Linked DNA regions of Homo sapiens: region 1 is linked to region 2. The links are chromatin loops, found by intact Hi-C in ENCODE. Cell type or tissue: endothelial cell of umbilical vein. All regions are shown on one strand. Links, peaks and the distances in the headings refer to the core of each region. The heading gives the core; the rest is flanking DNA. Region 1 holds the start of ZMYM4-AS1 (ZMYM4 antisense RNA 1). Region 2 overlaps ZMYM4 (zinc finger MYM-type containing 4).

The links. Hi-C counts contacts between places; a loop is a spot of excess contacts. Peaks named below come from ENCODE experiments on the same cell type or tissue, not always from the same donor. Only the 100,000 strongest peaks of a DNase experiment are listed, where the experiment ranks them.
Region 1: a loop joins it to region 2, with 5 times the contacts of the local background. A loop is called at or near these places in 1 of 110 quality-filtered maps.

The regions. Positions count from the first base shown.
Region 1 is chr1:35,353,735-35,369,291 of GRCh38, reverse strand. It overlaps ZMYM4 (zinc finger MYM-type containing 4), which reads right to left. Exons shown (of 30, transcript NM_005095.3): 3 at 9,846-10,367; 4 at 8,037-8,098; 5 at 7,503-7,673. ZMYM4-AS1 (ZMYM4 antisense RNA 1) reads left to right here and starts at 3,215. Exons shown (of 2, transcript NR_046659.1): 1 at 3,215-3,326; 2 at 10,124-10,470. RefSeq lists an enhancer at 7,158-7,659. In endothelial cell of umbilical vein, for the core only: no CTCF peak of the experiment used is centred there; no DNase peak of the experiment used is centred there; H3K27ac peaks cover 201 bases.
Region 2 is chr1:35,405,362-35,420,918 of GRCh38, reverse strand. It overlaps ZMYM4 (zinc finger MYM-type containing 4), which reads right to left. Exons shown (of 30, transcript NM_005095.3): 25 at 15,451-15,546; 26 at 12,760-12,911; 27 at 6,836-6,947; 28 at 5,205-5,453; 29 at 2,347-2,476; 30 at 1-1,449. The coding sequence ends at 1,242. Among named protein-coding and RNA genes, the nearest start is that of ZMYM4-AS1, 47 kb to the right of the region's middle. In endothelial cell of umbilical vein, for the core only: no CTCF peak of the experiment used is centred there; no DNase peak of the experiment used is centred there.

The sequences.
Region 1 (15,557 bases), core at 5,120-13,119, 54 kb after region 2:
ACTACAACCTTTCAGTGCTGTTTGCTTTTTACAATTATACAATTGCATTCTAAAATCATTACATAATAGATTTAACTTTTATTTTAATATATTGTTTATCATATTGAAACATGCAAAAACTCTGCAAGATCACTTATTCTTGGAATTCTGGAGTATCTCAGATATATCTCCTTTTTTTGTGATGGGGAGTTGTCGGCACATTACTCAAGTTTGAAAATACAAATATGTATTATTTAAGAAACATAACACATTACACAGAGATGTGACTGGGATGAGGTGAGTGAGGCACATGCCTCAGGTACAAAATTAAGGGGGCACCAAAAACCTCAGTAATGAAGATAATATTTTAACACAGTATTTTTAAAAATCAAATTTATGCAAGGTCCATGAAGAGCAAAATATCAAATTTTTAAATAAATACCAAATCAGTATTACTGATTTTTTCCTTCTGCCTCCGGCTCCAATGGCACCAAGATTTTATAACCACAACACAATGTTGGTCCATTTAATGTTTCCGCATATTCAGTACAATCAGTAATGCCACGATGAATATCTCTGTGAATATTCATACTCCCATATTTAGGATTATCTCCTAAGAAAAGAATTCCTGAAGTGGAACTACTAGGTAAAAAGGTACATAGTAAAGGTTCTTGATACATAATGACAGGTTGTTTTCCTCCCCAAAAAATGTTCTTAATTATATTTACTCCAGTAATTTATGAAAAAAACACCATTTAAAAGTATTTTCCCACTTTGTTTCAATTTGCAGCTATTTTTAATGTTCATTTACAAAAAGTACATTATAATGGAACACTATTAACTCTCAGTAGCATTTGTTATCAACATTTCCTCAATATGTACGTTAAGTTAAAATTTTATATATTTGTTTCCATTTTTGTGCCAAAAAAATCTGACAGTCTTTACCTTTGTGATTTCTTCTATCTCTTACAAAGTTTTATTTCCACATTAAAAGAATAAGAAAATAGTTTCATTTTTATAATAATACATTCATTTACTCCAGGGATCAGCAAACTTTATCTGTAAGGGACCAGATAGCAAATATTTTTGACTTTGCAGGCCATATGGTCTCTGTCCCAACTACTCAACTCTGCTCTGGTGGAGCAAAAGCACCCACATAATATGTAAATGAATGAATGTGGCAATGTTCAAATAAAACTTTATTTATGAAAGCAGTGGGTGGAAAAACAAAAAAAATGGGTGGGGGGGGGGCGCTGGATTTGGCCCACCACTGATAATTTGCCAACCCCTGCCTTAGTCCATTTGGAATTTACTCATTTTGATGTATAATGAACATTTTTCTTTTTTGAGACAGAGTTTCACTCTGTCACCCAGGCTAGCTCAACCTCGGCTCACTGCAACCTCTGCCTCCTGCGTTCAAGTGATTCTCCTGCCTCAGCCTCCCCAGTAGCTGAGATTACAGGTGCCTGCCACCACACCCGGCTAATTTTTGTATTTTTAGTAGAGATGGGGTTTCAACATGTTGGCCAGGCTGGTCTTGAACTCCTGACCTCAAGTATCTACCCGCCTCAACCTCCCAAAGTGCTGGGATTACAGGCATAAGCCACCATGCCCACCTCTTTATCTTTCTCTAAATAGTGAATTCCTTTCATTTGCCATTGATAAATATATCAAATTCTTAAAAAATAATGTCTGTTTTTGGGCTATCTCTTCTATATCATTTTCAGTCTGACTAATCTTATGATATCATGCTATCCTAACGAAACTAATTGTAGGATACTTATGGCCAGACGTGGTGGCTCACACCTGTAATCCAATCACCTTGGGAGGCCGAGGTGGGTGGATCACCTGAGGTTAGGAGTCTGAGACCAGCCTGGCCAACATGGTGAAACCCTGTCTCTACTAAAATTACAGAAATCAGCGGGGTGTGGTGGTGCACGCCTGTAATCCCAGCTACTCAGGAGGCTGAGGCAGGAGAATCGCTTGAACCCAGGGTGGTGGGAGGGCAGAGGTTGCAGCGAGCCAATATTGCACCATTGCACTCCAGCCTGAGCAACAAGAGTGAAACTCTGTCTTTTAAAAAAAAAAAAAATTAATTAATTGTATGATGTTCAACCATTTAACAGCATTTGCCACATTCAACCTCTCCATCCATTTTTTAGAATATATGTGTAATAAGTGTGTGTATGTGCATGCCTATTATTCTTCTACAAAACTTCATAACCTAACCATTGATATTTTCATCAGAATTGCATCAAATCTAAATCTCAATTTTTTTTTTTTTTTTTGAGATGGAGTTTCACTCTTATCCCACAAGCTGGGGCACGATGGTGCGATCTTGGCTCACTGCAACCTCCACCTCCCAGGCTCGAGTGATCCTCCTGTCTCAGTCTCCCGAGTAGCTGTGATTACAGGCATGCACCACCACGCCCGGCTAATTTCTGTAATTTTTGTATTTTTTAGTAGAGACAGGGTTTCACCATGTTGGCCAGGCTGGTCTTGAACTCCTGACCTCAAGTGATTCGCCCCCCGCTTGGCCTCCCAAAGTGTTAGGATTACAGGCGTGAGCCACCGCACCTGGCCTTAAATCTTAATTTAAAAATAACTGACATCTACATATTTCTTACATTTAAAAAGATGGTCTCTTCATTATTTCAAGTTGTATTTGATATAAGTACTTTTTAGTTGCTGCTGGGAATAGTGTATCTTTTTCATTATATCATCTAACTGGGAAGTTTATTTATAGAAGTATTGGTATAATTCAACTAGGTACTCCACTAAATTTTCATGAATTCTATTAATTCTTTCATAAATATTCTTAATAGCAAGTGATAATTTTATTTCCCTTTTTCCATTATTTTTTCTTCTAATTTCTTTAACATGGATTGAAGTAAAAATCCAACAAGAGTTAAATAATAACGATGACATCCGCAACTTGTATTCTTTTAGTAATATTAACAGAAGATTTCCATCATTTTACTTCAACTTCAATAACTGTTACTGATCTGAAGTAGTAGTTCCTTACTATGATCAAGAAAAAATCTATTCTAAGAAATGTCTGAATTACATGAGATGTCTTTTGGCATCTAATAAAGTGACTATTACAGATACCCTTATTTGACCTGCTGATGAAATATATGTATTAAAAGATTTTCTAACATCGACTAATCATGACATTCCTTCATTATATAGTGTATTAAAGAAAATTTCCTTAAATATTTTTATTTTAATCTCAGAAAACTCCAGAAACAACCAATACTCATTGGCATACATTAACGGTCTGCAGTCAGCTCTCTTAGTCTCTGTGATGGCTATTGCAAACTTCTGCTGGATTCCTTTAGCCTTGAGTACGTATTATTTATGTAATATAGTAAAATAGTATACATCTTAAGTACTGTTTGTATGGTCCACAATGCCTTCAAGGCACAATCATGTTTGGTTTATGTTTGGATCCTCCCATGATCACTAATTTTACAAGTATTTGATAAACAAATCAATGAGTAGCCAAATACTAATAAATATTTTCTGAGAAGTAAATATCTAATTGGTAACCCAAAAGCTTTCAGAAGCAGAAAAACACATGCCAAAACACAAAAAAATTCCTTTACCAATACCTTTACCTTCTTAGTTTACTACAAATGAAGATCAATATTAATATCCCATGAAAGTATTTTAGAAATGAATAACACAGTTTCTATTGCCAAATTAACTCAATATGGCTAAAAGAGCCCCAACATTTGAATTACTACATTTTCTTTCCAAAACTGTGTGAATGACTATTATGACAATTAGTTCATTTGCTTTCCCATTTTAATTGAGTTCTTTCAATGAGAGACTACACATTAGCTCGTCCTCTATTATTATGAACAAGAAGAAAAAGAAATCATGACTTTAATGTAGTATTTACTGAATGTACAGTTTTTAGACCCTATGGAAAAGGCAAAAGAGGAAAATGAGGTCTCTGGCTCTCTTTAAAGTATCTATTTTGAAACCTTCCCTTGGTATTTTTAAAATTAAACAACTTTTATTTACAGAAAGATTGGTAGACTAAAAAAAAAAAAAAAAAAAAAAAAGACTTTGATTATGACCCCAGATTGGCTCCTTCCTGGCCATGAGGGCTTGAGTAACTAAATCTCTATATCTCTCAGCTCTCTCACCTATAAATGTTAACATCCTCTACTCTGGCCATCTTATACAGGGTTGTTAGGCGAATTAAGCAACACAGTACGTGTAAAAGCATCTGTAACTGTAAAAATACTACAGAAAACATTATAGAAACATGCAATAGAATTAGAATGAAGAAATGAAACTGTGAGACCCAATGACATTATGCCAGTAATAGAGGCAGGAGGACGGACAATGACTGGCAAATCCAGAATATCATAACTGAAGAAATAACCAAGAGCAAATGGGTAGAGGAAGTTAAATACATACACACACATTTCAGCACCTTGTTTATATAGTAAAGTAAAGAAATTAGGACCAAAATGAATTGTGTAAAAAAGAGAATTAGGAAGTGAGCTAAAAGCAAAACTACCTAAATTAAGCACAAAGAAAAGCCAAAGGAAGTTTTGAAAAGGTGCCATAAACTAAAGCTATGATTTTATTGAACCATGAAAGAAGTTACTGGTAACTGATGGTCAAAAGTAAACACTGACCACAACTGTAAAATCTATCAGTATTTTATGAGAGGCTAATAGTACTTTTTTGAGACTAATAATATAATACACTAGAGTTCTCTTTTCCAGTCCATGGGAAATGAATAAAAGTAATAAATTATGCAATTTTGAAAGGCAATACTCTTCTAAAAGAAGGAGGGAAGGTGGAGACGGGTGTGGAAAAGACAAGAAAAAGAAAAGAAGGAAAGAATCACATATCTAGTTTATAACATGAGAGCTGCTCTGGGGGATTTCTAGAAGAATTATCAAAGGTCTGATCCTATAGGACTGGTATTGCTGACAACAAAAAGGACTCCTCAGGGAAAACCTAGCTCTATCCACTCACATACTACAAGTCCCTTATTGTGGGGTCAGGGTAAAGAATGCTTTTGGATCTTATGCCCAGGACCTACTCACATTACTGCTTAATTCTCAAGTCCAATCAATCAGGGAGTAAGCCTTTGGGGAAGTTCTTCCCATAATCATGATGAAACTTCATATTCATATTCAGTATTTGATAACACATTTTATAATTCTGAATAAGTATATAAAAATTTAAGTGTTTCTATCTGTTCCATCCTATTTATATTCTCCAGCCACTGGAACCTCTGATTGTTCTGAAAACAACAATACTAATAACCTTCTCAGTGTTCTCTACCCCTATTGTATTTGGTTTATGCTCTAAGTGCCTTTTTGTCCCAAGGAAGTGTCACATGGTTCAAGTACAAAAGAAAGAGATGATTTTGGTACCCTGCCAGCATGCCCACATTGGGGCAGGAGAAGAGATACAAGATCTGCCCTTCATATAGACATGGCTGTAGTCTTCTGAAGCATATACTGCCACATGAACTTTCCCCAGGTGTTGGGACATCTATTTATCCCTAATTCAGATATCTAAGATCTCCATTACCTGCTTCTATAAACATGCTTTTATTTACCTTCTATTTAAATAGAACAGAAAAATCTATTTATATTCCTTCTACTTTCTTCTTTGTAGCAAGTATACTCATATCCATCCAACTCCTATAGCTTTATCACTACCCTAACACATCCAACTTCCACTGAACGTCATGGAATTCATGCTAACTGAGCATCAATTTGACTCAGTGACTCACATGAATCACCAACCTCTGCAATCTCCTATTCTTCCATCTGCTTACTCTAATACAATGGTTCTCAATAGATCATTTTTTGTTAAAATTGGCAAGGGAGGAGGCTGCTACTGGCATGTAGTAGGTAGAGGCCACAAATGCTTACTAAATGTCCTGCAATGCACAGGACATTTCTTCACAACAAAGAATTATCTGGTCCAAAATGTCAATGCTGTGGAGTTTGAGAAATCCTGTCCAAAAACATCTAAATGAAAAATGCACTTGACCAGGCACGGTGGCTCACGTCTGTAAACCCAACACTTTGGAAGGCCATAGCAGGAGGATCGCTTGAGCACAGAAGTTAGAGACAAGCTTGTGCAACTTACTTTACCAAAAAAAAAGTCTCACTCTGTCATCCAAGCCGGAGGGCAGTGGCACAATCTCAGTTCACTGCAACCTCCACCTCCTGGTTCAAGTGATTCTCCTCCCTCAGCCTCCGAAGTAGCTGGAATTACAGGCACCCGCCACCATGCCTGGCTAATTTTTTGTATTTTTAGTAGAGATGGGATTTCACCAGGTTGGCCAGGGTGGTCTGGAACTCCTGACCTCAAGTGATCTGCTGGCTTCAGCCTGCCAAGTGCTGGGATGACAGGCGTGAGCCATCACGTCTGGCCCCTCTACAAATCTTTTTTTAATTCGCCAGTGTGGTGGTACACGCCTGTGGTCCCAGCTACTCAAGAGGCTGAGCTGGGAGGTTCACTTGAGCCTGGGAGGTTGAGGCTGCAGTGAGCAGTGATTGCACCACTGCATTCCAGCCTGGGCAAGAGAGCAAGACCTTGTCTCAAAAAAAAAAGAGAAAAAACAAAAAGAAAGAAAAGAAAAAGAAAGCACTTCCACAGAAGTCTGACAGTCTCAAACCTTCTAATATAAACAGAAAGATAGGAAAATATAAGCTTCCCCCAGATTAAATGTCATTTCAGAAAAAGAGCCAATTCATACCATCTTTACAAAACACAGATACCCTCAAATAATTGCTGCTATTGCATATTCGTCCCTTGGACCCCTTCTTGCACTTCAAAATGATTGCAGCATCTGATATAACTTTTTTCTTCTATTCCAACAACAGCAACATCATTAACTGCATGGATAGCTTAGCTGACTTCAGGACCTCACAGTTTTAAGATCTCTATGATTTTATCTCCAGAGCAACCTTGAAATAGCAGAGCTCTACCTTCACTCTTATTACTCACAGATCTCAAACTTGGAATCATGTATCATTCATCAAAGCCTCCTTTACCTTCTATCCACTAATCCAATGAACTGGTTCTTCAATCAATTAACCCTTCCAAAGATGATCTGTCCATTAACCCCTCCTGAAAAATATTTAAATCCATATATAGCCTGTACTTCATTAGCATTAACTGCAAAAGGCTTACTATCCTACATAAACTTGATTGCACCACAAACTTATAAACTACCATAAATCTTCAACCATATCTGCTGTATAGTTCTCAAAGCCTTGCGCTAAAATGCATTGCAAAAATCACAGTGGTATTAAGAAACAAAGATGATTAAAAGCCTTAATTACTACTCAGGAAAAGTTTCATATAGCTCGTTAATGCCTTATATGGTAATTCAAATCGCCTCAACCTTCTTTAAGAGTTTCCTTTCACCCTGTCAACAAACTATTTCACTTCTTAAGCACTTCCTCTCTCAAATGAATAATTCAATGTGTGGAACAAAAAGAAGGGGGGAAAAAAGGTGAAATGTTTACTTGAGCATTGTCAGGTTCATCTTTTATTTTGTCTAGTAGTCCCTGCTGTGGTGCCATTGCTTTGTCATACTCATCATCCAAAGGTTCTTCTTTAATTCTAATATTTGATGCAAAGGAATTCCCCAGTTCCGAACCAATGGATTCTTTATTGGCAAATGGGTAGCTGGAATCCTAAAACACAATATAAAGGATTAATAAATATTCAGATTTTAAAATGATTCCTCTTCAGGTTTAACACCCAAAGAAAAGCTCATTGGAAATGAAGAACTCTATGGACATTCATTAGCTTTTGGATCTTATGCCTACGCCTAAAAGTAATTGTGTTATATGTCCAAATACCAAATACAAATAAAGACCCTAAGATTTGAGGCTTTTTAGAATGTCTCCGATGATGACCTTAAACAAATATTAAGCAAATTAAAAAAAAAAAATCAGTGCTCTACCTAATACATTGTTAGAATTTAGAAACTGACATAAAGAAAACTTTGACACTTGTCACAGTTACAGCAATCTACATACACACTGAAAACTTACCCTAAAGTTTGTTTCTGGGGTTTGTGGTAAATGGGTATGTAATGTTTCTTCAACTTGATTAGCTATTGAAAGGAAAAAAAAAACAAACAAACACATGTATATGAATAACAAATCTTACAAAGAGTGACCTAAAAAGCTATCATTTGATAATCACCTCTCTTTTCCAACAAAGATGCTCGTTAGAGTGAACTGGGTCCCAAAAACACCCAAAAGGTATTTTCACTCAAAGTTCTGCACAATCTGGCCCCACCTAGCTTTTAGCCTTACCCTACATTTTTTCCTTGCTCAAACCTAAAAAAAAAAAAAAAAAAATTATTTTTGCTCTGAAAATTGCTTGCATTTGTTCTCCCCCATTTCTACTTATTCTATTCCAAGTCCCCTCTGTCTATCCTAATCTTTATACAGTTTTCCAGACTCAGCTCAGTTAAAAATTCACCTCTCCTCTATAAAACCTTCCCTGTTCACTAAGTTAAAAATCATCTCTCTTCTAAGAATCCCTAAAACACAGTTTCAGTTATTTGAAAGACATCTTTTTGAACTGCCTTATGACAAACTCTTCTACCACTGTCTTTAACTGTAAATTAAATCTTACGCTATTCAGCTGGACATTGGCACTTCTACGGCCTGACTTGTCTTGTCCATTCTACTACTAGACATTATGTTCCTTGAGAAACATGACTCTCATACCCCAAGAAGGGATATTGGAAATATATACTGAATTATAGAGAAAAATATAGTATATCCTTGCACAGACTTGTACATACTCAAAAGCTGTCTTTTTAACAATACTGGTTTGTTCTTTCTACCATACATTTCCTAGCATTGTTAGAAGAAATACAAGGACTGGTATAGAATACTTGCTTTCCTTCACAGCTATTGAACATTTATTGAAGAATTACTATTTTACTACACCAGGTTAGGCCCCAAGAATACAAAGATGAGTAAGATACAATCTGGCCCTCAACTCCTACACTAGTAGGTAAGGTAAAACAAATATAGAACTATAATACTGTGTGATAAGTACTATAAATAATGAGGCATGAAAATGCTGTGGAAATATAGATAAGGAAACCATTCTTGATGTAGAGCAGTTAGAATGATGACAGAGTAGAAGAGGTTTATGAGTTAGGCATTGTTGGATAAGAAGTACTTTCACAAGCAAATATACAGAGAGAAAATGACATGCAGGCAAATGGAATAGCAGGAGGAAAGGAAGGCATAGAAGGAAATATGTGATATATTCAAGAATGTTAACTAAAGCTAAAGTATAGGGTACACTGGGCAAAGAGGCTCAGGAGGAACCTCAAGAAACTTCTAAAACATAAATTAGAAATGTTTGGGTTTTTTTTATTAAAAAAAAACTCCCTTTCAGATAGAGGTGAGAGTTAATAAACAAAAAATTAAATTAAAATTAAAAAAATAAAATAACTCCCTAATTTGGACTAAGTGGTGAGACAGCAGTTTGAATTAGTGCTTACAGCACAAAGAAGTTAAATCCAACTTCAGGTTCCAATGTTCAACCAAAGAAAATGAACAGGTGATTCAAGTATCTTGCCTTTCTCATCAAAACATTGCAACCAGGGGAGGGAGAAATGAGGTTTAGAGCTATTTTCAACCATTTATACCATTACCAAAAGTTACTGGGAGAAATTCAGTCACTCTGCAAAGAACAAGGACAAAAGAAAAATGACAAGCTTACAATGAATTTAACCGTTCATACTTCACTTAACATCAAAAGTAATAAAAGCTATATATTATGATCGGTAATTTTTAATTGTGTTTTATGGTTCTAAGTCCAACAATTATTACCTGCTTTATCAAAAAAACTGCTTTTCAACCTTGAATCCAAATCTTTATGGGGTTTATCCAACCGTTTTTCACGTTCATAAGTTAGGTCTCTATTTTTCTCCTTTCCAGAAAATGTCTCTTTGCTGTTTTCTCTTACTAGACTAAAATCTTTCCGTATTGATTTAAAGACAGAAACCTGATCAAATTGTTTAGGAAAGTCTTTTTTTAACTTATTTTGAATTTGTATTTCATTTTCATTGTCTGATTCATGCTGTGTGACTCTTCTCTCTACTTCCAAGCTATCATCAGTATGAATTGAAGAAACAAGATTGTCCTTTGAACTAAAATCCTGTTCATCCTCATTGTCACTACCAACGACTGGAATTCCTGCAAGATCCCCAGAGTTCAAAAAATAATCATCTTCATCCAGCAATGAATTTTCAGATCCTGTTTGATTCGGCATTCCATAAGACATGCTGTCAAGGGTAGGAGTTAAGTTGTGGTCTATATCTTCAGACATTTCTGTATCCATGATACCACCACCTTAAAAAGTAAAATACTGTTTAGACAAATGATAGTGCTAAAGATGACCACAATGATAAGGTCAGTCTGGTATTTAACCAAATAAATATTTTTTCAAACAAAATACAGATATTACCATAGTATTCATTTAACACTTTGATATAGGTGTGACAGATATAACTATTCCTATCTGACAGTTAAGGAAACAAGGAGCCAAAACTTGAGAAACTACTTTAGGTTAGAAAAGAAAGCTACGTGATATAGAGAAAAGAGCACCAACTTCAGAATCAGACATATCTGTGTTGAAATCAAAGCATGATCCTGAAAATCTATGTAATCCTAAAAAGTAAACTCTCAGAGTCTATCTATACAACAGCATAATACTCACCTTGGAGATAAATTTGTGGTGAGGATTAGTGATAGTATGTACAAAAGACCTACTAACACAATGACTGACAAATAGAAGGGAATATAAAATGGTAATTATAATTATTATGGCGATTATTCAGGGAAAACTGAGATTAGCACTCAGGTCTTTGGTCTGAGTCCCATTTTCTCTGCACTAACACTAATAAACACTGACGGCAGTTAATACTTACACATAAAAATAAATTTTATCCAACCTAGAATAAAAGACTATTTACTGTTTAAAACTACTAATATATACTAATCTCTCCCATTCCAAAACAAAACAAAGCAATGCCCTCATTCATGCCCTAACCCTACAATGCCCTCATTCATCTTCCCTTCACAAACTTGTAGGAAAAAAATTCTACCTAGTTTGCTTCTACTTCATCTCTATCATTAACCCTTTGAGCTTAATACAATCAGCTCCCAACTTTCCACTGGAACTTTTCTCATTAACATCATCAATGATCTCCTAATGGTCAAAGCAAATTGACTTTTTTCAATTCCTAAATGGCATATCCCTCATGGATAAAATTCCTTTGGATTCTTTGGTACTCTTATTTCTTACTTTCCTTAATTGCCTTATAATTTATTTTATACTCTTCTTCTGTTCACATGGCTTCAATGTTAGCTTTTCTGCAAGATTCCTGTTCTCTTTACTTTTACACTCAGACTGAGCTATTTTGTTCACCTCCATAACACTTACCTTTGCTACTGACTTCCTAAGCACTTAAGCTTAGACCTTTCTTATAAGATTTCGGATGTCTATATTCAACTAGCTCCTACACGTTCTCCAACTTAGCATCTCTAAAATCAAAACTCATCATGTTCCCTCCCATTCCAAGCATATGCTTCTTATATTTCCCTCAGATGGTTAACAGATTCACCAAACCAGCAGTTGCTCAAGATTTCCCCCTGGACAAATTCTGTCAACTTTATTACTTATCTCTCTCAAATCCATCTTTTCCACTTAGCACCTAGTTCTAATACTCCACGTCTCCTCCTGGATTCTACAATACCTTCAAAGGTATACTAATTCAGTCCACATGGATACTCAGGAAGCAACCATACCCTTATAAACTCTATGCCTAAACCACATTTAATTGATACATCAGCAAACAAACTGGAACTGATAAAAATAGAGTGAGGCGAAGACTAAAAATATTAGTGGCACTGGCATCCTTGCTCTTATTTGTTCCTGAAGCCCAGTTACATCCTTCATGTGGCTGGTTCTTCAACCCTTCTCTGGATTATGGAATCCAATAAATTCCTTTTGTTAAGTTGATTTGAGTTGGATTATCTGTAATCAGGTCCCAACTGATACAGAACCCAAAGGAAAGCTTTCCTGGACCAGGCACAGTGGCTCACACCTATAATCTTAGCACTTTGGGAGGCTGAGGCCAGAGGATTGTTTGAGGCCAGGAGTTCAAGACCAGCCTGGGCAACATAGCAAAAGCCCATCTCTACAAAAAAAAATTTTGTTTTAATCAGCCAGGTGTAGTGGTACACACATGCAGTCCTAGCTACTCAGGAGGCTGAGGAAGGAGGATCACTTGAACCCAAGAGTTTGAGGCTGCAGCAAGCTATAATTGTGCCACTGCACTCCAGCCTGGGTGATGTGACAGGGCAACCCCCTGTTTCTTTCTTTTTTTTTTCTGAGCTTTGCTCAAGTTGCTCTCTTCCATAATGACATCAGAATTACCTTTCCAAAATATAAATCATTTCACATTACATCCTCCCTTGAGATTCTTCAATAGCTCCCCACTGCTTGAAGTATTCATTCATTCAGTACATATTTATTAGGAAACCACTCTGTGGTAGGTATTGCACTAGGTTCTAGGGATAAAATGATGAAAGAGATAGCTATGACTCTTCCTCCTCACAGAGCTAGAAAAAATAAACAGAAAATTAGAAACAGTATGAGGGTAAATAATGATTTGAGTCCATAATGTCAAAGGGAAGGAGATAAAAGCTTGTTTCTATCATAAGAACGTTTGCTAATAAACGTAGAGGCAATAATATAATTGGAAAAATTGTCTATACTTTCTAAAATAATCAATTGAGACAACAGATAGTAAAACAGATGCTAAAATCTTAGGAGATGTATGCTGAAGAACTTACAGGTGAGCCATCTCAACGTTTCATCATTAGTAGCTGACCACATAGCATGTGCTCTGTAATTTTTCATAAATGAAAAATTAGGTGTTTTATGTAGTCAGAACAATGAGTTCTATAGTGCATGAGAAGTCAATACTAAGAAGTAATATTGTAAGCAACTTTCCATATCACTACATTTACTTATTTATTTAGTTAGTTGGTTCATTTTTTGAGACAGGATCTGGCTCTGTCACCCAGGCTGGCGTGCAGTGGCATGATCTCAGCTTATTACAACCTCCGCCTCCAGGACTCAAGCAATCCTCCTACCTCAGCCTCTCAAGTGGCTGAGATAACAGGCGCATGCCGCCACATCTGGCTAATCTTTGTATTTTTTGTAGAGACCCAGTTTGGTCTTGAACTCCTGAGCTCAAGCAATCCGCCCACCTCAGCCTGCCAAACTGCTGGGATTACAGACATGAGCCACTGCACCCAGCCCCTTATCATTACATTTAAATTCAGGATATAGTATTTGAAGAAAAGGGTAGTCATATGGAAAAATGAGATCCCTAACTCACATCAAAAAATTTTACAGATGTATCTAAGTTTTAGGCATAAAGAAATAAAACAGTAATATTAAATAAACTACGGAAGAATTATTTTAGTAATATTAAAGAAACTATGGAAGAATTATTTTTGAGTCGCAGAGACAAGCCTTTCTAATAATGACCAAAAAAATCCAGAATAAAAGATCAAGTTATAAATAAAAATATAAAAGATCAAATGTGACTTTAAAAATGGCTAGAGATGAGAAAACACAAACCAAATCAAAAAGATAAAAAGATAAACTGATTTAAAAGGTTTTATTTCATATCACAAAGGGTAATTTCCTTAAAAGATAAAGATAGGACCTATAGTTCAGTAAAGATACAGACAAATAACCAAATACACATATAAAAGCAAAGGGCTCAAACAAATATTTCAGAGAGAGCAAAATACTAAGGTTCAACAAGAGAAATGCAAACTAATAAAACGAGATATCACGTTCACACAGCAGGTTGGTAATGACAAAAAGTTTTGATAAAAGTCTTGCAGATGGCTGGGTGCGGTGGCTCACGCCTGTAATCCCAGCACTTTGGGAGGCCAAGGTGGGCGGATCATGAGGTCAGGAGATTGAGACCATCCTGGCTAACACAGTGAAACCCTGTCTCTACTTAAAAAAAAAAAAAAAAAAAAAAAAAAAGAAGCCAGGCGTGGTGACGGGCACCTGTAGTCCCAGCTACTCGGGAGGCTGACGCAGGAGAATGGCGTGAACCTGGAAGGCGAAGCTTGCAGTGAGCCGAGATTGCGCCACTGCACTCCAGCCTGGGCGACAGTTAGACTCTGTCTCAAAAATAAAAAATAAATAAAAATAAAAAATAAAGTCTTGCAGCTATATTATAGGCCAAAATTAGGAAACTATGGCCCAAGACTAAAATATATACAAAGAAAAGTTTTTGAAAGAGACCATATGTAGGCTGCAAAGTCCAAAATATTTACCATCTGGCCCTTAACAGAAAAACATTTGCCAACCCCTGCAGTCAAATACTGCTGGTAGGAATGCAAACTGGTACAAAACTAATAAAGAGCAATTAGGCAATGTTTTTGATACTTTGAATACACAGAACTCTTGACCCAACAATTCAACTTTTTTTTTTTTTTTTTTTTTTTTTTTTTAAAGACAAAGTTTCACTCTGTCGCCCAGGCTCGAATGCAGTGGTGCCATCCTGGCTCACTGCAACCTCTGCCTCCCAGGTTCAAGCGATTCTCCTGCCTCAGCCTCCTGAGTAGCTGGGATTACAGGCACCTGCCACCACACCCGGCTAATTTTTGTATTTTTAGTAGAGACAAGGTTTCACCATGTTGGCCAGGCTGGTCTCAAAACTCCTGACCTCAGGTGATCCACCCGCCTTGGCCTCCCAAAGTGCTGGGATTACAGGCGTTTGACACCACGCCCAGCCCAACAATTCAACTTTTACAAATTCATCCTGCAGATATAATCTCACAAGAGAGTGATGAAAAAGAATATTTATAGCAGAAAAAGACTGAAAACAGCGTATGTGTTCATCAGTGAGGCTAACTTAATTATAGTACATACCTCTAATGGAATATTATATAGCTGTTAAAGAGAATGAGGCAGCTTTATGAATTCCCAAGATCTGTTAAGTGAAAAAAAATTTTTAAATCTTTGAAATGCACTGGAGATTTACAGTTTTCTCAGAGATGTCAATTTCTTTTTTTTCTTTCTTTCTTTTTTTGAGACAGAATCTTGCTGTCACCCAGGCTGGAGTGCAGTGGCATGACCACGGCTCATTGCAGTCTCAGCCTCCTGGGCTCAGGTGATCCTCCCATCTCAGCCTCCCAAATAGCTGAGACCACAGATGTATGTCACCACATCCAGCTAATTTTTTTTTAATTTTTTGTGGAGATGGGAGTTTCACCACATTGCCCAGGCTGGTCTCAAACTCCTGGGCTCAAGCACTCTTCCTGTCTTGGCCTCCCAAAGTTCTGGGACTGCATGAGCCACTGCACCTGGCCTCAGAGATGTCAATTTCTAACAAAGCAACTGATGTGAATTAGCAATTTTGGTACTTACACAATAAATCTGTAGGCTGCATAAAATCTTATGCAATTAAAATGTAAGTACTAGTTACATTACTTAACTGAATC
Region 2 (15,557 bases), core at 3,047-11,046:
TACTGAAACAGCTAGAGTTTGGAATAATGCTCTAAGACCTGCTTATGGATATGCAAGACAATGTCTTTGTATCCTCACCCCAGAATCCCTATTTTCAAGTTTCAAGGGCAACAAGGTCATCTTCCAAATGCTTTATATAGGAACCTAACTAGGACCTTTTCTATCATAATTCAGATAGCTAAGTAATACTGTATCTTTGTGGAATCACTCACAGGTTTGCCAGAGTAAGAAAAGAGACTATCCTTTTTGAAATGACAAGGGCCTCCAGAAACTGGTGCAAAAGACAAAATAAGAGGAACTGTTTGGGAAATAGGAAGGTAAAACAACGGGAGAAAAGCTGCCATTGGGGAAAAAAAATGAAAATAAAAGGAGAACCCCCATTTCTCTGTACCACAGCTCAGGCTGTGAGACAGCTGCAATAAGGGCCCACACCCAGAGAAGGGGCATTTTAGTGGGTTTCTACAAACATTTCAAGACACTTGGGGTCTGATAGGCTCCACAGATTTTCTGTGTGCATAATTAGTTTGTGGAATATCATCCCCTTTACCTTAGTTTACCCACATCCAGACCCACCGCTGAGAAGGCTTGATCCAGAAAATGAAAGGGACACATTACTGTTAACAGCAGTGAAGGTCATTTTCCCTGATGTGAGGGGCCCATGGCAAAAGCTTCTGTCCTTCACATGATTGGCTTGGCAGTGAAAATCAAAATCAATCAAGACCACTTCACTATCTTTTTTAAAAAGTTGAGTATTTTTATTGGGTCTTCAAATCTGGGTCCCACAGTCCTCATTTGATGTCACTCTTAGCTCTGTACTGATCTCTCCTCTGACTTTTACGGAGGGCTTGCCAAAGTAGCCTATTGCAGCCAAAGTTTCACTCCAAAGCTACCTCTCTAAGGTCTAAGGTTACTATGGTAAAGTTTTATACAACAGTTTTCCTTAAAAATATTCCACGATTTGTTACTCCCAAACAAAATAAGATTATGCACCACTCGGAGAAATTAGTCATTCTGAAGATGTCTAAGAACTATATCACTGCCAAAGAACATTTCTCAGTTCATATTCTTTCCTTCAATTTTCATTTGCACATCCACACTGTGGGGTTCACAAGTCATCTGTTTTCCATGATCTTATGGTCAAGTCAAGAGGACTTAGACTTATACATCATTTTCCAACAGCTGGATGCATTCACAGTTTGGTGCATACCAATATGTATGAAAATAAGAACCTCACTTCCGTTTTAATCTGATAATTCAACATCAGAGTCTTCAGATTTGGCTTTGGCAAGTTCTTCATGTACCTCCCTCACCATGAGAATACGTGTTAACATGGTGTCCAGGGTTCCAGGGTCTATCGGGAATGTGGAGTACCACATGGGGCTATTCGGGACACAGGAGCGCTCAGGTTGAAGGTAAAACACATCATTCCTTTGCTTCACACTTTCAGAACTATCCACAGGGGAAAAAAAAAAAGAGAAAAAAGAAAATTAGAAATCAGAGAGTATAGGAAATATGTACTATTCTTAAGTAAACTGAGGTTTTTGCCATTAAAAGTAATTAAAAGTAAGGGCAAAAACTGCAATTATTTTTGCACCAACCTAATATGGCTCTCAACCTTTCTCCACTGTGACTCACAATGGGGAAAGCAAGGTACCCACAGAGATAAATAGTTTACAGGAATATTTCCTCCCAGGAATCAACTGAAATCACAATGGATTGGAAGTGAGTATAAAGTTAATATAAGACAAAGTGTAAATCATAAACTTTAGTACTTCAAACATTATTAAGAGCAACAAAAAAGTCAACTCACATGTGACACTATGGCCAAGCACCACATATTGGAAGTGCCCAATATCCTGGAATGAACTCCAAGGGCACTCAATACACATTATCAAAGGGCAAATGAAGCTATTACATTTCTTTCAGAAAAAAAAGTGTTACAACTCTAAAATCATAAAGTTCCTCTAAGAAAAGGACTACTTAGAAAATTTCAATTCCTTAAAAATTGTTTTTCTATTATAGCTTTAGCAAAACAAAATTTCTTTTCTATACAAATAACAAAATAACTACAGATTAGGTATCACATAAAGGTTGTACAACAGTTGTAAAGATCAAACAATAGCAGTGATTCTTGCTTTTGAAGACATTTTCATAAAATAATTATGAAGACAAGGTAATTTGTTTTGTGGTTCAAAATCCACATAGATATGACAATGGGGAAAAAATTCATGGTAAATCCTTGTCTAAAGCCACGGGCAAGCTACTTTTCTGATGTTCAAGCATCTGAAATCCAAAATATGTTAACTGCCTTCTGAGTGCACTACATTCAGTTCAGAGAAAGATTACCATTTTGACAGGTAAAACTCATAAAGTCGGACTGGGCATCTTAGTGGATTGTCAGTATTCTCTGCCATCTCCACCCCCACTGGAACCTCATCATCTTCATTTCGTTTCCTCTTGCCAACAGTCAGTTTATCTTGAGACAGGAAATAATAATCAAAGGATTATATTAGAAAAGTCTATTCTTTGAGTCTCAAGACACCAATGAGCTTTGCTTCGCAGCCAGAACTTTGTCATTTCCTCCCTTTCACTCACTCACACTCATTCAACAAATACTGAGTGCCTATGAAGGTGCCAGACATTATTTTAAGTGCTGGATTCTATGGCATTAAACAAAGTCCCTATCCCATGAATTTTATGCTCCCCTGCTCACCAAAGTGGGGGCACCATGACAAAAAGTATGGCACTGGCACTGGAAAACGTCTCTATTCTGAGCCTGACTTTATTAATAAACTTCATTAGGCACAGGGTTCCTGAGACATATCAAGATAAAGCAGAAAGAAGGGTTCCACATGTTTTTCTCCTACAGTAGAGATCAAGACAGAAGTTGCCATCTCTTTTTTTTTTTTTGAGACGGAACTTTGCTCTTCTTGCCCAGGACGGAGTGCAACGGCGAAATCTCCGCTCACTGCAGCCTCCACCCAGGTTCAAGGATTCTCCTGCCTCAGCCTCCCAAGTAGCTGGGATTACAGGCGCCTGCCACCATGCCCAGCTAATTTTTTTGTATTTTTAGTAGAGACAGGTTTTCACCATGTTGGCCAGTCTGGTCTCGAACTCCTGACCTCAGGTGATCAGCCCACCTCGGCCTCCCAAAGTGCTGGGATTACAGGCATGAACCACCGTGCCCGGTCGCCATCTCTCTTTTAAGAGACAGGGTCTCACTCTGTTGCCCAGCCTGGAGCATGATGGTGTGATCACAGCAGCCTTGAATCTCCGCAGCCTTGAACTCCTGGGTTCAAGTGATCCTCTTGCCACAGCCTTTGGAGTAGCTGGGACTACAGGTACAAGCCACTGAACTCAGCAGAAGCTGTCATCTCTATGAGAATATTTCTACTGTGGGGCACTAGTACTGGGCATCTGCTCAAGTTTATTTGTTCGAATATTGTGAGAAATGGCATCTTTGTTGGGAAGAGAAATTATCAGCAGAGTTACTATTTGGTAAGAAAAGAACAAACCATTTTTCCCCAACAGTATTTTGCAGAGGCCAAGCATTATATAAGGAAGTCAGGGTGAAGATACGGAAAGTGGGCTATTTCTTTCCCACTTTTTCCATTCACTCCTCAAGAGAACACTAGATGGACCTAAGGAAAAAAGGTTTTCTTTCTTTTTTTTTTTTTTTTGGGAGACAGGGTCTCACTCTGTTGCCCAGGCTAGAGTGCAGTGACTCCATCACAGCTCACTACAGCCTCAAACTCCTGGGGTCAAGCAATCCTCCCGCATGAGCCTCCCAAAATATTGGGATTACAAGCATGAGCCATTGCACTCAGCCTATATCTGCTCTTAACAACCGGTATAGGACTTTCCCCAGCTTCCTGCATTATTACTTTAACAAAACTCACCCATTTTCCATTTAGCAGCTAGCTAAATAGAAAGACTTTGCTAGTTACTCACTTAGAAAGCAAGCTGAATTCACTACTAATCATGTCAAGCACCCAATCAGCAAACAGGGAAACATTATCCACCTGCCTTTCCCTCCCCCAGTTAATACCAACTGAGGCCAGGCATGGTGGCTCACGCCTGTAATCCCAGCACTTTGAGAGGCCGAGGCGGGTGGATCACCTGAGGTCAGGAGTTCGAGACCAGCTTGCCCAATATGGTGAAACCCCGTCTCTATTAAAAATACAAAAATTAGCCAGGCGTGGTAGCACATGCCTGTAGTCCCAGCTACTTGGGAGGCTGAGGCAGGAGAATTGCTTGAACCTGGGAGGCGAAGTCTGCAGTGAGCTGAGATCACACCACTGCACTCCAACCTGGGTGACAGAGTGAGACTTCATCTCAAAATAAATAAATAAATAAATAAAAATCAATTGAGAGCACAAAGTGGGTTACATATATATAAAACTAAGCAAACAGGACACAGACATTAGGTGAAAAAGATAATCTTAGTAAATGAACAATTCAGAAAAAAGTTTATACAAAGTTGAACATCACAAATACAGATTTTAGTTTCAGTGATTTAAATTCTCACATTCAAAAAATGTATTTCACTCTCAGAAACTGATTTTGGGAAGTTCAGGACTTATGATTCTATTCAAAAAATAATAAATTTAATTTCTAATCCTATAATACCAAGATTAAGTTTCTGAACATTAAAAACAAACTTATTTAATAGGCTGTTTTTGAAATGCAAGACAATAAACCTTCTAATAAAATTGTCACTGCTATTATTCTATTGTGTACAAAAGCAGTATATTGTAGGTCAGCTTTTAAGTTCCTTCAGAATTTCACAATGTTAACTAAAAAGAGGGGCTCTGGTCAAAAAAAGATTTAGAAACAATGGACTAAAAGTTCTGCAGGTTTCGTTTAACTAGTGATTGACTCATCTGGGGCTAGTAAATTAGTGATTCTCAACCCTGTTTGTATTTTTTAATTTCCTGAGAAGTTTTAAAATGCAGGCTATTTGAGCTCTGCCCAATTAAATCAAAATTTCTAATTTAAAAGCCAATGAAAGTATATTGAAGCACGTGATTCCTCTCACTTTGAGGCCAGCCTTTGACCACTCTCTGACAATAGAGAAAAATATTCAAATGTTAAAGGTACACTCTTTCACGTCTAGCATTTATAATTACCTTTCTGCAGTAACTCTCTATTTTAGTACTACTACTAAGACTTCAAAGAGAAATCTGACAAACAGTATCCCGTACCTGGTTCTGACTCCTGCTTCTGTAAAGGTGGGAAGAACCTCAGATATGTCATCTTGGTACTGTACTTCAGAGTCCTGGTCCGTCTCATCACATGGGCAAAGGAAAGCTTCAAGTGCTCAGTAACATTCTTTAGTTGGAAGTATTTGGTATTGAAGAAAAGGAGGGTGTTTAAAAGGACGATTGGTGAGTAAGCGCCCAGCTGTTTGCACTCCCACAAATGCTCTTCCTCAATGCGAGAGAACATGTAACCTAGACAGAAGAAGGGGTACAAGAAACAGTACTGAGCTCCTGCTAAAGTAGACTAAGTAATCTCTCAAATTCTAAGACAGGGAGATATAAAGAGAAAAACTGACTATTCCTCTTTCCCCTCTTCCTTATGCAGAAAACCAGAAAACGCACCACAAAGAAAAAGGCAGATGATTCCACTCAAGTAGACACCGTTCGTGGAGTCTCCTGAAACCGTTTTAATCTATTGATATTTTAGATTAGGGGTTAAGCTGTCTTTATAAAGGGCCAGAAAGTAAATATTTTGGGATGTGTAGGCCATATAGGCTCTGAACAACGCTGTTGCTGTAGAAACTAAGGAGCTGTAGAGAACACATAAACAGGCAGAGCTATATGCCAGTAAAATTTATTTATAGTCATATAATTTTCTTTTCTTTTTTTTGAGACAGGGTCTTACTCTGTCACCCAGGCTGGAGTGCAGTGGCACGATCAGGGCTCACTGCAGCCTCAAACTCCTGGGCTCAGGTGCTTCTCCCACCTCATCCTCCTGAGTAGCTGGGACTACAAGGCACCACCACCATGCCCAGCTAATTTTTTTTATTTTTTGTAGAGACAGAGTTTCACCTTGTTGCCCAGGCTGATCTTGAACTCCTGGGCTCAAGTGATCCTCCTGCCTCAGCCTTCCAAAGTCACACCTGGGACCACAGGTGTGAGCCACCACACCCAGCCATGAATTTAATATAATTTTCACATGATGAAATAGGAATTCTTAAAAAAATTTCCCCAACTATTTAAAAATGTAAAAACAATTTTTAGCTCATAGATTGCAAAACAGGGAGCAGGCCAGATTTGGCCCATGGACCATAGTTTGCAAACTCCTGTTGGAGATCATTAAGCTTACTGTTAAAGGTGCTCTGCAGCCCAACAGAAAGGTGCATATATTACTAAGCATAACATTGAACCTCTTCATTCACCTCAGCCTGAGACCTGGAGTGAATTATGGACTTGTCTGATGACATCTGGTCAAAGATAATTCAAGGACGAGGACTTAACTCTCTTAACAACAGTTCAGTATACATACAAACTACCAAAAAAGGTCCACTGTTAGCAGATATGATATGTGAAAGCTACACCAATGCTACCAGATCAAAAATGGTTTCTAAAAAGGTAAATGTAACTTCAAATTAGTTTATATTTTCTGCAATCAGTATCTATACATGTGCTATATGACTTGTACAGTTTTCCTAAAACAATCAACAATAAACCAAAGACCGTCTCCTCAGAAGTCCAAATATGGTATAAATCTGGACAGAAATAAAAATGAACAATTTTTTTAAAGATAACCAAAAAAGTTAAGCAATTTAAGAAAGCATATCATGAAAACAATAAAAAAAAAATCACCCTACCATTAGGAAGTATTGTAGGTTCCCATATTTTCAAGAGTTTGGTAAGTTCAATCATAAATCTGGAATAGGGCTCAGTAAAAATGTTATCTATTCTACCATTTTCAAACAGGTACTACAAGAAAAAAAAAAGAAAATATACATGTTGATAAAAAGAAAACATGAGTTCTTAAAAAATTATTGTAAGAAATACAGTTTACCCTTAATTTTTGCCCTTACAATATTATAAACCATGTTTAACCTCTCAGTACCTTAGAGATAGTTGTTAAAACACTAGAATTCAAGCTAAAGCTCCTGTTCTTATTAACACATTATCTTCAGCACTGACCTTGCAAGGTAAAGTTTTTGTACTTCGTTTTCAAACACGGATGGTACAGAAGAAGTATTATGAAGAACCCTTTACTTAGTTCCTAAAACTGACATACTAAAACTTGGTTCCAATGCACACGTTCCAAATCATGTTTTTCCTGATTCATAATGTGTATCTGCAGATGTGCTCTTTTGTTTTTTACCCTAGATACAAGATCATTTCTTGCAATCACACAGTTAGCTAATGTCAGTTGACCTGAGGAAACCCAAATTTAAAAACTATTTATTTGGAGCCTTCTAACTACAGCTCTCAACTCTGCCCCACAACCTAGCCCTCAAAAAAGTTCAAGTCTAATTATAGGACATTGAACTATGTTAATTATAACCATTAACAACCATATCATAGGCTAGAACAAAAAGAATACCTATAGTTTAAAAATGTATTGAGCCAGGAATGGTAATCCCAGTGCTTTGGGAGGCCAAGGTGAGAGGATCACTTGAGGTCAATAGTGCAAGACTAACCTGGGCAACACAGTGAGACCCATCTCTACAAAAAATTTAAAAACAAATAGCCAGGGGTGGTGGTGCATGCCTGTAGTCCTAACTGCTTGGGAGTCTGAGGCAGGAGGGTTGTTTGAACCTGGGAGTTTGAGACTGCAGCAAGCTATGATCATATCACTGCACTTCAGCCTGGGTAACAGAGCAAGACCCTGTCTCTTTTAAAAAGTACTGACGGCGCAGGTCAGATAAAATCAATTGAGACAGGGACACACCATGAGTAGTAACGGAATCCAAGGCAGCATGTAATTACGTGATAAAAGTATTTTGGTGTTTTTAAGGTTTAGTATTTTTAATTTATATTTCTGTGGCTATCTTGGTTTCTTGCATTTCTATGTATGATTTGGAGAAAATTATTTCCATTTAAATTTATTCTGGCTAACAAAAATTACCACTTCAATAGGCATTTTTATGAGGCCTCCTCAAAGGCAATTTATGAACTTATTGGCAGATTACAGTTTGTTGTTCAACAGTATTCCTCTTTTTCTTCTTTTAATATAGTCACTTTCAAGCTTAAAAATATATCTTCGTTATTGAAAAAGTTCAAAATAAAGAAAAAGTAGACTATTCAAACTCATTCAAACTCATCACACAAAGTCAACTACTATTCATATGCAAAAATATTTCCAATCTTTAAGAAATTCCATTATGCAGAAGTGAGTTTTGTACAGTTACAGAAATATATCAGTACATATAACGCAACATACATGTTTAAAAAAAGTCTCTTCCCCCTTAACCAGGAACAAGACAAGAATGCCTATCCTTGCCATTCTTCGTCAACACTGTACCGCGAATCCTAGCAGAGCAGCCAGGCAAGAAAAATAAATATAACGCATTCAAATAGGAAAGGAAGAAGTAAAATTATCTCTAGTTGCAGGTGACAGAATCCTATATATAGAAAATCTTAGAGAATACACAGAAAAATGAATTATTAGAGCTAATAAGTGAATCCAGCCAAGTTGCAGCATATAAGCAATACACAAAAATCAGCTGTATTTCAAGCTAGCAATGAACAATCCAAACAGGAAATTAAGAAAGTCCCGCCAGGTGCGGTGGCTCATGCCTGTAATCCCAGCACTTTGGGAGGCTAAGGCGGGCGGATCACAAGGTCAGGAGATCGAGACCACGGTGAAACCCTGTCTCTACTAAAAATACAAAAAAAAAAAAAATTAGCTGGGCGCGGTGGCGGGCGCCTGTAGTCCCAGCTACTTCGGAGGCTGAGGCAGGAGAATGGCGTTGAACCCAGGAGGCGGAGCTTGCAGTGAGCTGAGATTGTGCCACTGCACTCCAGCCTGGGCGACAGAGTGAGACTCCGTCTCAAAAAAACAAACAAACAAACAAAAGTCCCATGTTTACCAAAGCATCAAAAAGAATAAAATACTTGAGAAGAAATGTAACCAAAATGTTGTAAGACTTACACACTTAAAACCACAAAAAACTGCTGAAAGCAAAAATTAAAGAACAACTAAATAAACAGAAAGACATCCTGTAGTCACAGATCAGAAGATTTAATGATGTTAAAATGGCAATATTCTCCAAATCAATTTATAGATTCACTGCAATCATATCAAAATCCAATGACCTTTTTCTGCAGAAATGGAAAAACCCATTCTAAAATTGACATAGAATTTCAAAGGACCTTGAAGAGCCCAAAGAATTTTGAGGAACCACATTTCCTGATTTCAAAACTTAATACAAAGCTATAATGTAAGTTGCAAAACTGTGTACTGCCCTAAAAATAGCCATCTATAGAAAAATGGATTAGGGCCGGGCACAGTGGCTCACGCCTGTAATCCCAGCACTTTGGGAGGCCGAGGCAGGCGGATCACAAGGTCATGAGATCGAGACCATCCTGGCTAACACAGTGAAACCCTATCTCTACTAAAAATACAAAAAAAATTAGCCGGGCATAGTGGCGGGCGCCTGTAATCCCAGCTACTCGGGAGGCTGAGGCAGGAGAATGGCGTGAACCCGGGAGGCGGAGCTTGCAGTGAGCCAAGATCAAGACTCCATCTCAAAAAAAAAAAAAAAAGAAAAAAGAAAAATGGATTATAACTGAGAGTCCAAATTAAACCCATCTATATTTGGTCAAAAGATTTTCTACAATGGTATCAAGCCCATACAATGGGTAAAGAACAGTCTCTTCAACAAATGGTGCTGAGAGAACTGGATAACCACATACAAAAGAATGAAGGTAGACCTAGCTCATACCAGATACAAAAATTAACTCAAAATAAATGAACGACCTAAATATAAGAGCTAAAATCATAAAACTCTCTGAAGAAAAGAGGATTAAATCTTCATGCCCTTGAATGTGGCAGTAGATTCCTAGATATAACACCAGGAGCACAGGCAATAAAAAGAAAAGAGAAAGGAAAAGAAAAGGAAGAACAAAAAAGAAACTGAACTTCATTAAAATAAAAAAAATTTGGCCGGGCACAGTGGCTCATGCCAGTAAAGCCAGCACATTGGGAGGCCGAGGTGGGCGGATCACGAGGTGGGAGATCCAAACCATCCTGGCTAATACTGTGAAACCCCGTCTCTACTGGAAAAAAAAAAAAAAATGAGCCAGGTGTGGTGGCAGGCGCCTGTAGTCCCAGCTACTCGGGAGGCTGACGCAGGAAAATGGCGTGAACCTGGGATGCGCAGCTTGCAGTGAGCCCAGATGGTGTCACTGCACTCCAGCCTGGGCGACAGAGCGAGACTCCATCTCAAAATAAATAAATAAATTAATTAATAAACAGATAAATAAATAAATAAATATATATTTGTCATTCAAAGTACACTACACCAAGAGAGTGAAAAGAAAATCCAGAGAATGGGAGAAGATATTTGCAAATCACATATCTGATAAAAGTTTAATATCTAGAATATATATAGTTTCTACAACACAATGACAAAAAGACAATTCAATTAAAAATTAGGCAAAGGACTTGATATAGTTTAGATACTTGTGCCTTCCAAACCTCGTGGAGATTTGATCCTTAATGTTGGCAGTGGGGCCCTGATCTCTCATGACTGGCTTGATGCTATTCTCCTAGTAATGAAGTTCTCCCTCTATTAGTTACTGAGAGATCTGATTGTTAAAAAGAGCCTGGTACTTCGTCCTCACTCTCTTGCCATGAGACGCCTGCTCCCCCTTCACCTTCTGCCATGATCATATGATGCCGTGATTGGAAGCTTCCTGAAGCGCTCACCAGAAGCAGATGCTGGAGCCATGTTTCTTGTACTGCAGAACCATAAGCCATGATTCTGCATGAGAATTTTTTTTTTTTTTTTTGAGACAGAGTCTTGTTCTGTCACCCAGGCTGAAGTGCAGGGGCGCGATCTTGGCTCACTGCAAACTCTGCCTCCTGGGTTCAAGCGATTCTCCTGCCTTAGCCTTCCGAGTAGCTGGGACTACAGGCATGTGCCACCACGCCCAGCTAATTTTTGTATTCTTAGTAGAGACAGGGTTTCACCATGTTGGCCAGGCTGGTCTCGAACTCCTGACCTCGTGATCTGCCTGCCTCGGCCTCCCAAAGTGCTGGGATTACAGGTGTGAGCCACCGCACCCAGCCAAGAATTTCTTTATAAATTACCCAGCCTCAGGTACTCCCCTATGGCAATACAGACTAAGACAGGACTTAAATAGACATTTCTCCAAAGAAGGTATACACATGGTCAAAAAGTACACAAAAAGATTCCCAATGTCATTAGGAAAATGCAAATTAAAAACACAATGAGATATCATTTCATACCCACCAGGATGGTTGTTTAAAAAAAAAAAAGACAGAAATTAACAAATGTTAGCAAGAATGTGGAGATACTGGAATCTTCATACACTGCTGTTGGAAATGTAAAATGGTGCTGCCACTTTGGAAAACAGTTCAGTAGTTCCTCAACAACTCAGTCATAGTTACAAGACTCAGCAATTCCACTCCTAAGCATATATGGCAAAAGAATTGAAAATAGGTGTTCAAACAAAAACCTGTACATGAATGTTCACAGCAGCGTATTCACAATCACCAAAAGGCAGAACCTCAAATGTCCATCAGTGGATGAATGGATAAACAACATGTGGTATATCCATATGATAGAATATTATTCAGCCATAAAAAGGAATGCTATATTGATTCATGCTAAAACATGGATAAACCTTGAAAACATAATGCTAAGGGAAAGAAACCAGACACAAAAGGCCACATAGTGTGTGAATCCACTGATACAAAATATCCAGAATAGGCAAGTCCAGAGAGACAGAAAGCAGATTTATGGTTGCCAGGGATGGGTGGAGGGAGTAATGGGGAGTGACTACTAACTGGGTTTGAGGTTTCCCTTTGGAGTCATAAAGCTACAGAATAGACAGTGGTGATGACTGCACATTAAGAATGTACTTATTAGTCCTACTGAATTGCAAACTTTAAAATGGTAAATTTTATGTTATGCATATTTTCCCATAACAATCACACTATATATATAATTCTGCAAGTTACTTTTTTTTTGTTTTTCCTCAGACAGGTTCTCACTCTGCCACCTAGGCTGGAGCTCCAATGGCTTACTGCAGCCTTAAACTCCTGGGCTGAGGTGATCCTCCTGCCTCCGTCTCCTGAGTAGCTGGGAGTGGAGGCATACACCACCATACCTGGCTAATTTTTTATTTTTTGTAGAGATAGTGTCTCCCTATGTTGCCCAGGCTGGTCTTGCATCACTGGCCTCAAGTGATACTCCCATCTCAGCCTCCCAAAGTGCTAGGAATACAGGTGTGAGCCACCACACCTGGCCCTGCAGGTTACTTTTTAAAATATATGCCTCTAAGAATTTCCTAGGTCAATAAATACAGAAGCAAGCCATTCCTTTGTAAATATTTTACAGTATTCCACAGTATGGACATATTATAGTTGACTGATCCACAAAGCTTGATTAACACTTGAGCGGTTTCCAATTTGTTGTTAAAAACAATGTTCCAATGAAAATACCAGTATATATCTGGGTGTGTACATGTGCATGTAATTTCTGTGGGGACATATTCTGGTCAATGGATTTGCTAGGTTGAAGAATCCATATGTTTAACTTGATACCTGTTGAATTCCAAGGCACAAGTATAAGATACTGTCTGGATCATATTTTTCACCATTTGGTCTCCGCACCTCTTGGATAAACTGGCATAAGCCCAAACTCAACTCAGCAAAAGTGCAGGACAGAATGTCTTCCTTCAGCTTGATAGAGCGGACTGTGGAAAGGTAGAAAACATCTGAAACATTAACTTTTAACAAACATAGTAGCATTGATTAACTGAATAAACATTGAACACTACTGTGCTCCAGGCACTGCGGTGCAGACTAGTGGGTATATGGATTAAAGACAGATTCTGATCTCAAGTCTACTTCAGTTAGGGAAATAAAGACCAGTGCATATGGTGCAATACGTGCTATGATAGAGGCTTTCTTTAAATGGCATTCTGTGAAAGCAAATGAGGGCTATCCAACAGGGAAGAGTCAGGTTAGATTCTGGGAAACGTGATACTGGAGCTAGACCTTAAAAGGTGAGGAAGAGTTAAACAGGTAGATAGGTAAAGAATTCCAATCTGAGGATACACAAAAAGGCTTCCCAAAGTAGAGTCCACAAAATACTAGTCTTATGTGAGAGCTGGAGAACACTGGGTTTCTAAGATTTGATATTCAGAAAACACAAGATACTATATTTGTCTCTGAAGAATTCACAGTGCTTAATGGTACATTAAAGGCTCTGAGCATATTTGCAAAAAAGAAAGCTATTCAACTTTTTCTTTTCTTTCTTTTTTTTTTTTTTTGAGATGGAATTTCGCTTTTATTGCCCAGGCTGGGGTGCAATGGCACAATCTCGGCTCACTGCAACCTCCGCCGGGTTCAAGTGATTCTCCTATCTCAGCCTCCTGAGTAGCTGGGAGTCAGCCGTGCACCACCATGCCCAGATAATTTTGTATTTTTAGTAGAGACGGGGTTTCTCCATGTTGGTCAGGCTGGTCTCAAACTCCCAACCTCTGGTGATCCGCCCGCCTCGGCCTCCCAAAGTGCTGGGATTACAAGTATAAGCCACTACACCCGACCAGCTGTTTAACTTTCTTCAGCTGATATTTATTTGAATACAGAACACCTCAAATAATGAATAACACCCTCTTGCCTTTGGAAATGCTAGAATACAGTATTCCCTTTGCTAGGTCACAGGCTGCAAAGGTTCAGGGGACTTGGGTGTATAGGACAAGGCAAGAAGGGCAGGTGGGAGCAGATCATGATCAGCCTCATTTCTCATATTAAGATTTTGCAGACAATGAGCTGAATTAATTTTGAGCAGGGGAGTTATCCAATTTGATTTGTAGAGGTCCTACTACAACATGTTGATCCACATTGTGGGGCCAAGATTAAAACACCCTTTCTAGTCATTGCTCTTCTGCACTGAGATAAGATTACATACACATGGGCTCCTGTGAGTTGGGTTTTAGTTAAAGCAAGCCGTATCTCATGAGAGCACCGACCATGTTTGACTTTTTCACCCTAGTACCTAGCTTCATACCTGGTATATAAGAGAGATATTCAGTAAGTATTTCTCAATGAAAGAGTGGTAGAAATGGGTTGCCATCCCTGTAACAGCTGCATTTAGGCTTAGTAGTCTAAAGCAGTATTACCTCTCCATTTGCACTATTACCCTTCCCCGGCTTTTTGTTTTATTTTTATTTTTTTAGAGACAGGGTCTCACTCTGATGCTCAGGCTGGAGTGCAGTGGTGCAATCATAGCTCACTGCAGCCTCAGAACTCTTGGGCTTAGGAGATCCTCCTGATTCAGCCTTCTACAGTGCTGGGATTACAAGTATGAGCCACTGCACCCAGCAGGTTGCTCTTTTAACTTAAAACATGCTACTAGGCAGTTAATGGCCTAGTAAATCTCCACAACAGGAGTGTATTTACATAGCTTTGGAGCAGACAGATTACATTTCATCTATAGGAACTCAATGAGTTAGTCACTGCCCACAGCAGCAACTAAGTGCTCCAATAAGGACAGTTACATGTGCCCCAAAACCAACAGGGTAGACTGGAGTGAAGCCAAGAGTGCATACAATCACCTAGGTTTAAGACAGAAAGAAGATATAGTTGGAAAGTGGAATAAAATCAAGTTACATGGATATACTCCTCCATTCTGCCCCATCTCATTCCATAAAGATTGTATAAGTATTTTACATAAAACACAAATTAAAAGCAAAAGATAAAGTGAAACAAAAATTTAGAATAGGGTGTCAAAAGTAGTGAAAAATGAAAACTAATGTGGGCCTTAAAATTATACACTGTTGCTTTATTTGAAATGCTCATGTAATACCAAATTTCCTGGCAGCTGAAGTGAAACCCACAAACATTGTCAGTTACATAGATCTCACTGTAAGGAAAAATTCCTACATTAGAAGCAAGGCTTTTCCAGGTATTTTTCTTAAAAAAAAAAACAAAAAAAAAACTGGGCTCCACATGGATTACTATACAGACGCAGGGCTCAAGAAGACATATTTTGAGGCACTTGCACAGTGTCAAAAATAAAACAAAATTCTGTATATTTGCATAATAAACTCAAGAGCAGAAGACATAACCTTACCCTTATAACAACCTCCTTAAAACGGGATAAGATTAATTTCTCTTTCTAACCTTAATACTCTAAATTTTAAATAATTTTAAATATTCAATTTACAAATTTAAATCCGCAATAATAATATAAATAATTCATACCAAATGGAGAGAAACAAATTTTACCTCTACAGCCTGGCTCTGAGGATTCTTGAGAGAGTGCATGGTCTTGAGTACTTCCTAAGGGGTCAGAACGTGGGCTAGATGAGGCCTGTTCAACCCCTGACAAGGAG